Linked DNA regions of Homo sapiens: region 1 is linked to region 2. Evidence: read pairs that join two places in POLR2A ChIA-PET (ENCODE). Cell type or tissue: OCI-LY7. All regions are shown on one strand. Links, peaks and the distances in the headings refer to the core of each region. The heading gives the core; the rest is flanking DNA.

Region 1 (5,379 bases), core at 303-5,302, 470 kb before region 2:
TTATCACTATATGTTGTTGAATTAAACTTGTATTTTAAAAAATCTGATATAGTAATCTCAAGCAGCAAAAAAAAAAGAATCAAAGAATAATAATGATAATAATGATAAAACTTATTGCCTGCCAGGCACTGTAAATACTTTACATGATTTACTCATGTACTCCTCAAAACTCTGAAGTAAGTTCCTATTAATATTATTATTTCACAGGGGAGGAAACTGACACAGAAAGGCTAAGAATCTCTTGAAGGTCATAAATAAGTTATGACAGTATAGTAGAGCCATGATTTGAACCTATGCAGTATAACTCCCTGGTCCTCATCCTTAACCCCTACAGTATACTTCCTCTTGTTGTTTGTTTGTTTGGTTGGTTGGTTTCGGTTTTGGTTTGGGGGTTTTTTCTTAGACTGAACCTCATTCCAATTTTTATATTTTTAGTAGAAATGGGGTTTCACTGTGTTTGCCAGTCTGGTCTCGAACTTGACCTCAAGTGATCCATCCACCCACCTTGGCCTCCCAAAGTGCTGGAATTACAGGCGTGAGCCACCATGCACGGCCTATAATATGACCTTTATTATTGTTTGATTTGTTATCAAGAGCTCCAGATGTACCAGTTTGCTGGTTCCTTAGCCTAGAAATCTTTTCTTAATGAAAAGAAGATGTAAGTAAAAATGAGAGTAATTTCTAGAGATCATAGAGTTATTTAGGATATTTATGTTGTTTTTTTCTTTTTTTTGGAAACAGTTTCTCGCTCTGTGTTCCAGGCTGGAGTACAGTGGCGCAGTCATGGGTCACTGCAGCCTCAAGCTCCTGTGCTCACGTGAGCCTCCCGCCTCACCCTTCAGAGTGGCTAGGACTATAGGTGAGCCACCACGCCAGGATTTTTTTTTTTTCTTTTTTTCATACAGTTGGGACTCTCACTGTGTTGCCCAGAGTGGTCTCAAACTCCTGGGCTAAAGGCATCCTCCCACCTCCACCTCAGCCTCCCAAAGTGCTGGGGATTACAGCACTTTGAACCACCGCCCTTTGCCTATATGTTTATGTTTCTAATGATTTTTCAGATTATTTGAGAAAGCAGTGTAAGAAAAAAACTAGTTTAAAAAATACATAGGCCAGGCATGGTGGCTCATGCCTATAATCCTAGTACTTTGGGAGGCCGAGGGAGGCGGATAACCTGAGGTCAGCAGTTCAAGACCAGCCAGGCCAACATGGCGAAACCCCATCTCTACTAAAAATACAAAAATTAGCTGGGCGTGGTAGTGTGTGCCTGTAGTCCCAGCTACTCGGGAGACTGAGGCAGGAGAATCGCTTGAACTCGGGAGGCAGAGGTTGCAGTGAACCGAGATCATGCCACTGCACTCCAGCCTGGCCAGGCAACAGAGCGAGACTCCGTCTCAAAAAAAAAAAAACAAAAACATAAAACAAAAAAAAAAACACACACACAAAACATAAGGGCCGAGTACAGTGGCTCACACCTGTAATTTCACCACTCTGGGAGGCCAAGGCCAGTAAATTGCTTGAGCTCAGGAGTTTGAGACCACCTAGGCAACATGGTGAAACCCTGTCTCAACTAAAAATAAAAAAACCAGCTGGGCATGGTGGTACGCCCTTGTAGTTCCAACTACTCAGGAGGCTGAGGCAGGAGGATTGCTTGAGTCCAGGAGGTCAAAGCTGCAGAGAGCTGAGATCACACCACTGCAATCCAGCGTGGGCAACAGAGCAAGAACCTGTCTCAAAACAAAAGGAAAAATGCTTTAAGGAATCACAAAAGAATGAGCTTCTATTCAGTGTTAACAATTAAAATCCCACCTAATCCAGCAAAAAGAATTTGTAGGTCTCATTATGCTTTTGGAAAGGGGATAAGTATACGTATTTTAAGCTAAAGGAAGACTGCTATATACTCTTTCAATTTGGGCAATTATCCTCTGGAAAGTACCTAATGCTTTTAATTAAGTAATGATACTAAAACAAACCTTAATTTTTTGTGTTCTTGTTTTGACTGAGGTAGAAATTTGCTATTCTCCACTTTCGCAAGAGCTGTGATTATTTTTGGATGGAACAACTAACTATCTAGGAATTATCTCAGACTGCATCTTTCTACCCTGACAGATTTTGCATGGTTCCTTAATCCTCTGCATGTGCCAATTACTGTATTTAATTAGAAGGAGATTAGATAGAAGCACTAATAACCCAAGTCAGACACACACACACACACACACACACACACACACACACAGAGAGAGAGAGAGAGAGAGAAAGAAATATGACTTAGTTCCTAGACATCTTTATCATTGAAAAATAATTCCCAAAATGACAGACATTGGCTTGTGTAGGACTCTAGAAATTTGTATGCATAGACACTGGAACAGCCAACAGGAAAGGACTAGAAAGAAATGGCCCTGTTTCAGAATGGTGGTACTCAAATTTTCCAGCTAATGGTACATACCAAAGTTTGAAAGTCAAATACAATACAAGCCTTATTAGAATTAGAAAGAAATAACAAAAAAAAATAGCAGTCCAGTTTAAACCACCCCTCTGTAATCCTGACTCCCAATTGTCAGAGGCAACACTATTAAGTCTTGTAATTATTTCTTCTGGTATTTACCTCCATATTTCTAAGTAACATTCATACTATTATTTCATGATTTTTTTTTCAAGTGTAGGCACTATATAAATTTAGACAAATACTGACTTCCATTCACTTTCTCTCCCTTTTTTTTTTTTTTTTTTTGAGACAGAGTTTCACTCTTGTTGCCCAGGCTGGAGTGCAATGGCACGATCTCGGCTCACCGCAACCTCCACCTCCTGGGTTCAAACGATTCTTCTGCCTCAGCCTCCAAGTAGCTGGGATTACTGGCATGCACCACCACGCCCGGCTAATTTTTGTATTTTTTTAGTAGAGATGGCATTTCTCCATGTTGGTCAGGCTGGTCTTGAACTCCCGACCTCAGGTGATCTGCCTGCCTCAGCCTCTCAAAGTGCTGGGTTACAGGCATGAGCCACCACACCTGGCCCACTTTCTCTCCTTCTTCCTAGTATACCTACATCATCATTTTTGGTTAAATAAATTGTCAATGCTTATACTTTTTTTTTTTAGATGGACTCTCGTTCTATTGCCCAGGCTGGAGTGCAGTGGCACAATCTCGGCTCACTGCAACCTCTGCCTCCCGGGTTCAAGAGATTCTCCTGCCTCAGCCTCCCAGATAGCTGGGACTACAGCCACATGCCTGGCTAAATTTTGTATTTTTGGTAGAGACAGGCTTTTGCCCTGTTGGCCAGGCTGGTCTCAAACTCGGGACCTCAGGTGATCCTCCTGCCTCCCGGCCTCCCAAAGTGCTGGGATTATAGGCATGAGCCACCATGCCCAGCCAATGCTTATACTTTAAATATTGTTTAACAGCTTAACATTTAGTGCTACTAAGATTACATTTCCTTTCTTATACAACTTTTTTCCTAGCTATTTTTTATATGCTTATTTTTTTAAGCACTTACCAGCAATTTGGCCACAAGTTTACAGAACAGTAAAACTCTGCTCAGAATGGTCAAACACACTAGGCAGTTTATCTATTTCCGTTTTTCCTTAGAGACATTGTTGCTGAAGCCCTCTGTCCTGTCCTTCTGCGGCAGTCTTCACTGGCTGTGAGCCTCAGGTCAGCAAACTACTGCTTTTATAGAGCTTGTGAGCTAAGAATGATTTATAACTTCTAACAGTTAAAAAAAAATCAAAAGAGGAACAATATTTTGTGACACATGAAAAGTATATCAAATTTGGCCGGGCGCAGTGGCTCATGCCTGTAATCCCAGCACTTTGGGAGGCCAAGGCTGATGGATCTCGACGTCAGGAGTTCAAGACCAGCCTGGCCAAGATGGGGAAACCCCGTCTCTACTAAAAATACAAAACTTAGCCTGGCGCCGTGGCAGGCGCCTGTAATCCCAACTACTCAGGAGGCTGAGGCAGGAGAATCACTTGAACTTGGGGGGTGGGCGGAGGTTGCAGTGAGCTGAGATCATGCCACTGCACTCCAGCCTGGGCGACAGAGTGAGACTCCATCTTAAAAAAAAGAAAAACATAAAAGTATATGAAATTCAAATTTCAGTCATAAATAAAATTTTATTAGACACAGCTCCTTTGCTTGAGTATTGTCTATGACTGCCTTGGTGCTACCCTGGCAGGGTTGAGCAGTTGCAGCAGAGACCATATGGCCTGCAAAACCTGAAATATTTACTTTCTGGTTCTTTACAAAAAAGGTTTGTTGACCCCTGTCCTAAGCTTGCTCAAAGCTGTTTCCCCTAGATTTTTTTATCACCATTATCCTGAAAATTCTTATCTTTTATCTTAATTCTTTCCTCACACCTGACTGAAAGTTTGGCCTAATATAGAATTCTATGATGGGGCCGGGCGTAGTGGCTCATTTCTGTAATCCCAGCACTTTGGGAGGCTGAGGTAGGAGGACTGCTTGAGCACAGGAGTTTAAGACCAGCCTGGGCAACAGAAAAAGAATGGGGGAGGACTGTGAAGGATCAGATGGAAGACAAAGAAAAGGAAGATGCTAGGAAATTTCGGATTCTAGGGCTCCCAATCAGTGGACTCAGCCTTAGATAGAAGTTTCCAGTGGCATTTGTCTATAGAAGGTCCTGGCCGTACAGGACTTCAAGACCAGCCTGGCCAACATGGTGAAACCCCATCTCTACTAAAAATAAATAAATTTTAAAAATTAGCCGGGCATGGTGGCGCGCGCCTGTAATCCCAGCTACTCCGGAAGCGGAGGCAGGAGAATCGCTTCAACCTGGGAGGAGGAGGCTGCAGTGAGCCAAGATCATGCCACTGCATTCCAGCCTGCACGACAGAGCAAGACCGTGTCTCAAAAAAAAAAAAAGGTCCTGACCATAGATTTGATGAAATGTAACCTTTTTTCTTCAGGCAGCCACAAGATCGCTCCTTCCTAGGAGGCTCTCCTAAATATCTTCATCAGAGTATTTTTATCTTGCGTTTTTGTTTTGTTTTTTTGTTTTGTTTTGTTTTTGAGACAGAGTCTCGCTCCGTCGCCCACGCTAGAGTGCAGTGGCTCAGTCTCGGCTCACTGCAAGCTCCGCCTCCCAGGTTCACACCATTCTCCTGCCTCAGCCTCCCGAGTAGCTGGGACTACAGGCGCCCACCACTGCGCCCGGCTAATTTTTTGTATTTTTAGTAGAGACGGGGTTTCACCATGTTAGCCAGGATGGTCTCGATCTCCTGACCTCATGATCTGCCCGCCTTGGCCTCCCAAAGTGCTGGGATTACAGGCGTGAGCCACCGCGCGTCCGGTCTGGTTTTGTTTGTTTATGTGTTTGTTTGTTTTGGAAACAAGGTCCCCCTCTGTTGCCCAGGCTGGAGTGCAGTGG
Region 2 (5,379 bases), core at 186-5,185:
GCCTAATTGATCTGATATCATCTAATTATTGGCTTATTTTTTAAGAATGCATTAAATATAAAGTTTTTGAAAATTTCCAATCAGCAGTTGATTACAAGTAGGAAAAATTCTTTGAGTCTCCTGGTAGTTTACCAAAGCTAATAATAGTCTGACAACCTCTCTCCAACTGTGGTTGCTTCCTGAATATATTGCTTAAATTTGGAGTTTGTGACCAGAATCAAAAATTCTAAGAGCCAGTGATTCTCTCAAAGGCTAACATGGAGTAGAAAAAAACTATATGTTTAAATGTGGGGACAGCAAGGGTTAAAGGCATTTTTATTTGTTGCTTGAAATCTGTGGAGCCTACAGAAAACAGTGGTTGGTATCCTGTTGATGGAAGAACTAAAGGAATGCTGCATTCTCAGCATTTCTTATTTCCTGTAGAATACAGCAACTGCAGTTTTTATTTGACATTCTGCTAGTTTCCAGGAAGGGCTCAATGAAGTGACTGCTGTCAGCATCTTTTTTCACCGCGACTGATACTAGAGAAGGTAGAGGATGTTTAGGAGCTTTTAAAGGAAATTATGTTTAGTGAAATACTTGGGTTAGGAAGTTAACCAAATCTTTAAGTACTGACTTAAAAATGCTTGTATTGAGAGATGAATGGTATCAGAATGACATACAAGTATCAGCAGGTCTCTCAGATTGTTGACCTATTAACTCTACAGTGGTAACACTTCTAAAGTCCTTGGTAAGATACAAGATTCATTTGCAGAAAATAGCTCCATCTGAAAAACAGTAGCTCATACATACTTCCTTTACATTTTCCCTATTCAGATGAAACAAGGAGGATCTGGAAAATGTGAAGCCAAGCAATAATTGTGAAACATAAGTCCTTAGTAATGCTGTCATAAACCAGTTTTCATGTAGTTTGATTTTCAGCTGATAAAGCTGGTAAATGAGTTATACTACAAATCTATGATTCATTAGGAAGCAAACTCCTTAGGTATACTTACAGAGAAGCCAATTTCCAATGAGTTTATTCTTAACTAATCAGATGTGAGAACTGCTGGTTGAAATTAGTAGGCTCAAAGCAAACCTATTACTCCTTTAATTATGTGGCGTCTGTAGGCACAAACAGATAGATTATGAATGATTGCTGAGAGTGTGCCTTGGTGCTAATGGAGAGTTGTCTTTAGATAGTTTAAGAATTGGGCCTTGAAAAAATTATGGTTTTATTTGGTTGTATGTCTTAAGCTAGCATTTTCTGCCCTTCTTAAGGTATATAGTATTGAATTAAATATATTAATAGGACCATGGCCTCTTTGGTCCTCTTAACAATATTTTCATAGTTTGATCACTAATATATTCTGTTAAGATGCTCATACAACACCATTAAGTTTCCTGATTCCTTGATGTATCAGGGTTTCCCCATTCTGTCTTTAGGAGCATGTGAACAAAGCGAATTGGCCCAGGTAAGGTTTGAGTATATAACAGTAGCATGATGCTAAAACCAGTCTGTTTAAGAACAATCTATATCGGCCAGGCGTGGTGGCTCATGCCTGTAATCCCAGCACTTTGGGAGGCCGAGGCAGGCAGACACCTGAGGTCGGGAGTTCGAGACCAGCCTGAGCTACTCCGGAGGCTGAGGCAGGAGAATGGCTTGAACCCGGGAGGTGGAGGTTGCTGTGAGCCGAGATCGTGCCATTGCACTCCAGCCTGGGCAACAAGAGCGAAACTACGTCTCAAAAAAAAAAAAAACAGTCTATATCATAATACCATAGTCCCAGAACTAGAAGTTCATCAAATAATGGAGTGCTCTGTGCTCCCACACTAAGTGCTTGATGTGTGTTAAATCACCTTAACCTTTCATGGAGCACCTAGGCATGCTGCTTTGCTCCCTCTCAAGTAAGGATGGATACTTTTTTTCCCTTTCCATTTTCCATATTTACAATCAAATGGAGTATATTTTTAAAACCAAGACAGGAAAAACAAAGTTTAAACCATTAAAAACTGATGAGCATTCAACGTAGATTTCTGAGTCTCATTGCTGATGTGTTTTTTATTTTTATTTTTTATTTTTTTGGAGACAGAGTCTTGCTCTGTCGCCCAGGCTGGAGTGCGGTGGCGCGATCTCAGCTCACTGCAACCTCTGCTTCCCTTGTTGCCCAGGCTGGTCTTGAACCGAACTCCTGGCCTCAAGCTATCCTCCCATCTCAACCTCCAAAGCACTGGGATTACAGGTGTGAACCACCATACCCAGTCTTGTATTTGCTTGTATTTGTTTCTTTTGCTTAAACATTTTAAATAAAGTCAGGCTATCATATTTTACCTGTAAACACTTCAGCTTGCATCTTTAGAAAATAAGGACATTTTCTTTCTTTTTCTTTTTGAGATGGAGTTTCACTCTTGTTGCCCAGGCTGGAGTGCAATGGCACGATCTTGGCTCACTGCAGCCTCTGCCTCCCGGGTTCAAGCGATTCTCCTGCCTCAGTCTCCCGAGTAGCTGGGATTACAGGTGCCCACCACCATGCCCGGCTAATTCTTTTTTTTTTTTTTTTTTTTTGTATTTTTAGTAGAGATGGGGTTTTGCCATGTTGGCCAGGCTGGTCTTGAACTCTTGACCTCAGGTAATCCACCCACCTTAGCCTCCCAAAGTGCTGGAATTACAGGAATGAGCCACCGTACCTGGCCAGGACATTTTCTTATAATCATAATATTATTTATAGCTCCCTGATATTTAAGAACAATATCAGAAAACCAGTCCATATTCATATTTTCCTCATTGTCCCTAAATGTTGTTTGGTTTAAATCAGAATCCAAGAAAGCTCATACTGCTTTCAGTTATGTCTCTGAAGTTTCTTTTCTTTTTTTTGAGACGGAGTCTTGCTCTGTCGCCCAGGCTGGAGTGCAGTGGCACAATCTCGGCTCACTGCAAGCTCCGCCTCCTGGGTTCACGCCATTCTCCTGCCTCAGCCTCCCGAGTAGCTGGGACTACAGGTGCCCGTCACCACACCTGGCTAATTTTTTGTATTTTTAGTAGAGACGGGGTTTCACTGTGTTAGCCAGGATAGTCTCAATCTCCTGACCTCATGATCCGCCCGCCTCGGCCTCCCAAAGTGCTGGGATTACAGGCATGAGCCACCGTGCCCAGCCTGAAGTTTCTTAAAAAAAAAAAAAAAATTTTTTTTTTAGCCGGGTACAGTGACTCATGCCTGTAATCCCAGCACTTTGGGAGGCTGAGGTGGGAGGATCCCTTAAGCCCAGGAGTTGGAGACCAGACTGGGAAACAAAGTGCTGCCTATCTCTACAAAAAAAAAAAAAAAAAATTAGCTGGGCATGGTGGCGTATGGGTGGTACCATCTATTTGGAAGGCTAATCTATTATCAGTAGTTAAAAGAAATTCACACCCAGAGTTTCAGCCAACCTATGGACAGCTGAATTAAGCAGCCCAGGAGGTTGAAGCTGCAGTGACCCATGATTGTGCCACTGAATTCCACCCTGGGCCACAGAGCAAGACCCTGTATGAGAAAAAAAAGAATTGGAAGTCCTAAAGTGTAATTTCCTTTTCTCCTCACTTCCCCAACAAAAACAAACTTTAAAAAAAAAAAGGCATTTCATAGTGTCTGAGGCAGTTAAGCACCCAGAGACCACTAATCTAGTATCAGTAGTTGAAAGAAATTCACACCCAGAGTTTCAGCCAACCTATGGACAGCTGAATTAAGCAGATAATAAAATGCAAATGCAAAAAAGCTAACCTTGAGCTGGCTTAAAGTACTGATATGTTGTATGTATTAATAGTTAATATCAGTGAGCTCTGGGTTGCTTGATCCCAGGAGTTTAAGGATACAGTGAGCTGTGATCACATCACTGCACTCCAGCTTGGGTGACAGAGCAAGACCCTATCTCTTGCACTCCAGCTTGGGTGACAGAGCAAGACCCTGTCTCTTAAAAAAAAACAGAAGGCAATATCTGTTGAGCTGTTAGATGTCAGGCATTGTTCTTTGCATTCACATTAAATCTTCACACCTCTGAGATAGATACTGTCATCTCAAATGTTTCATATGAGAAAACATAAACACAGCCTGTGTTCTCTAGATCAGTGGTCCACAACCTTTTTGGCGGCACCAGGGACCAGTTTTGTGGAAGAAAATTTTTCCACCGGTTGGGGGTGGGAGTGGGGGTGGGATGGTCTCAGATGAAATTGTTTCACCTCAGATCACAAGGCATTCGTTAGATTCTCATAAGGAGTGAGCAACCTAGATCCCTCGCTTGCACAGTTCACAATAGGGTTCGCGTGCCTATGAGAATCTAATGCCGTGGCTGAAATGACAGGAGGTAGAGCTCAGGCGGTGATGACTGCTCATTGGCTGCTCACCTTCTTCTGTGTGGCCCAGTTGCTAACGGAATACTGGTCTGCGGCCTGTGGTTCGGGATCCCTGCTCTAGATTATGGGGAAGCCGAAGTACTATTTTCTCATTATAAAAACAGAATCCTACCTTTTACTCCCCACCTCCCCCTGTTAATAGAAGTTGGAATGGAGAAGGAAGGAGATGCATTTTAAAATCATTTGTAACATGTAACTCCAGGGTACTTCAGAGTTTTAAAGAATAAATAGGGAATAAATTTGTTTAATTGCCTTTTTAGATCCAGGTTTAGGTGTCAAGTCCTAAAGTAGTGCCACTTGCAGACCAAAATCGAATCTGGAAACCAAATGAGTTACAAAGTTTGGGTGCTTTTCTGTAAAAACAAGGAAGCAGTTTATTTGTATACTTTTGTGTCTTGTGCCATTCTGTTGGAAAAGGGCGGAGGAAATACATACTTTCATATGCTACAGGATAACTCTGAAATGCAAAAGTATCTCTAATTGCTTAGGGGAGAAGGGTATTACTGGAAAGACGGGGTGGGTGACTTTTCATAGTATAACCTTTTGTAAGATTTTAGTGCTTTACTGTATGCACGTGATAACTATTCAAAAAAACAAGCCCCTTTTTTTGGACCCAGTTTATTGACTCCATATTCTTATAACAGCAAAATAAAAATTCTTTTAAGTTAAAAAAAACTTTATCATAGGAATTTCCAAGCATATGTTAAAATAGGATATCTCCAGCTTCAACACTAATGGCATTTTGCAGATTGAGAGGATAATAAAATGTAGCTGTAGTTTGGATACATGTATCCAGATATATTACATGTATTTCAGATATGTCCTCTGAAAATACCTGCAAGTTTATAGAGAATGTTGTATATGTCCTTTGACTTTATCCATGCTTAGTTCCATAGTGTATAATTCAGTTTATGGCTGGGTACAGTGGTTCATACCTGTAATCCCAACACTGGGAGGTCGAGCTGGGAGGATTACTTGAGCCCAGGAGTTCGAGACCAGCCTGGGTAACATAG

Evidence for each region. ChIA-PET counts read pairs that join two places held together with the same protein. Peaks named below come from ENCODE experiments on the same cell type or tissue, not always from the same donor. Only the 100,000 strongest peaks of a DNase experiment are listed, where the experiment ranks them.
Region 1: POLR2A ChIA-PET joins it to region 2 with 8 read pairs; 1 of 35 experiments calls an interaction of 5 or more read pairs at or near these places.

What each region holds. Positions count from the first base shown.
Region 1 is chr17:59,160,018-59,165,396 of GRCh38, forward strand. The region is part of intron 1 of PRR11 (proline rich 11); the gene reads left to right. Among named protein-coding and RNA genes, the nearest start is that of PRR11, 7.0 kb to the left of the region's middle. In OCI-LY7, for the core only: no CTCF peak of the experiment used is centred there; no DNase peak of the experiment used is centred there; H3K4me3 peaks cover 334 bases; H3K27ac peaks cover 620 bases.
Region 2 is chr17:59,634,409-59,639,787 of GRCh38, forward strand. The region is part of intron 1 of CLTC (clathrin heavy chain); the gene reads left to right. Among named protein-coding and RNA genes, the nearest start is that of CLTC, 17 kb to the left of the region's middle. In OCI-LY7, for the core only: no CTCF peak of the experiment used is centred there; no DNase peak of the experiment used is centred there; H3K27ac peaks cover 2,133 bases.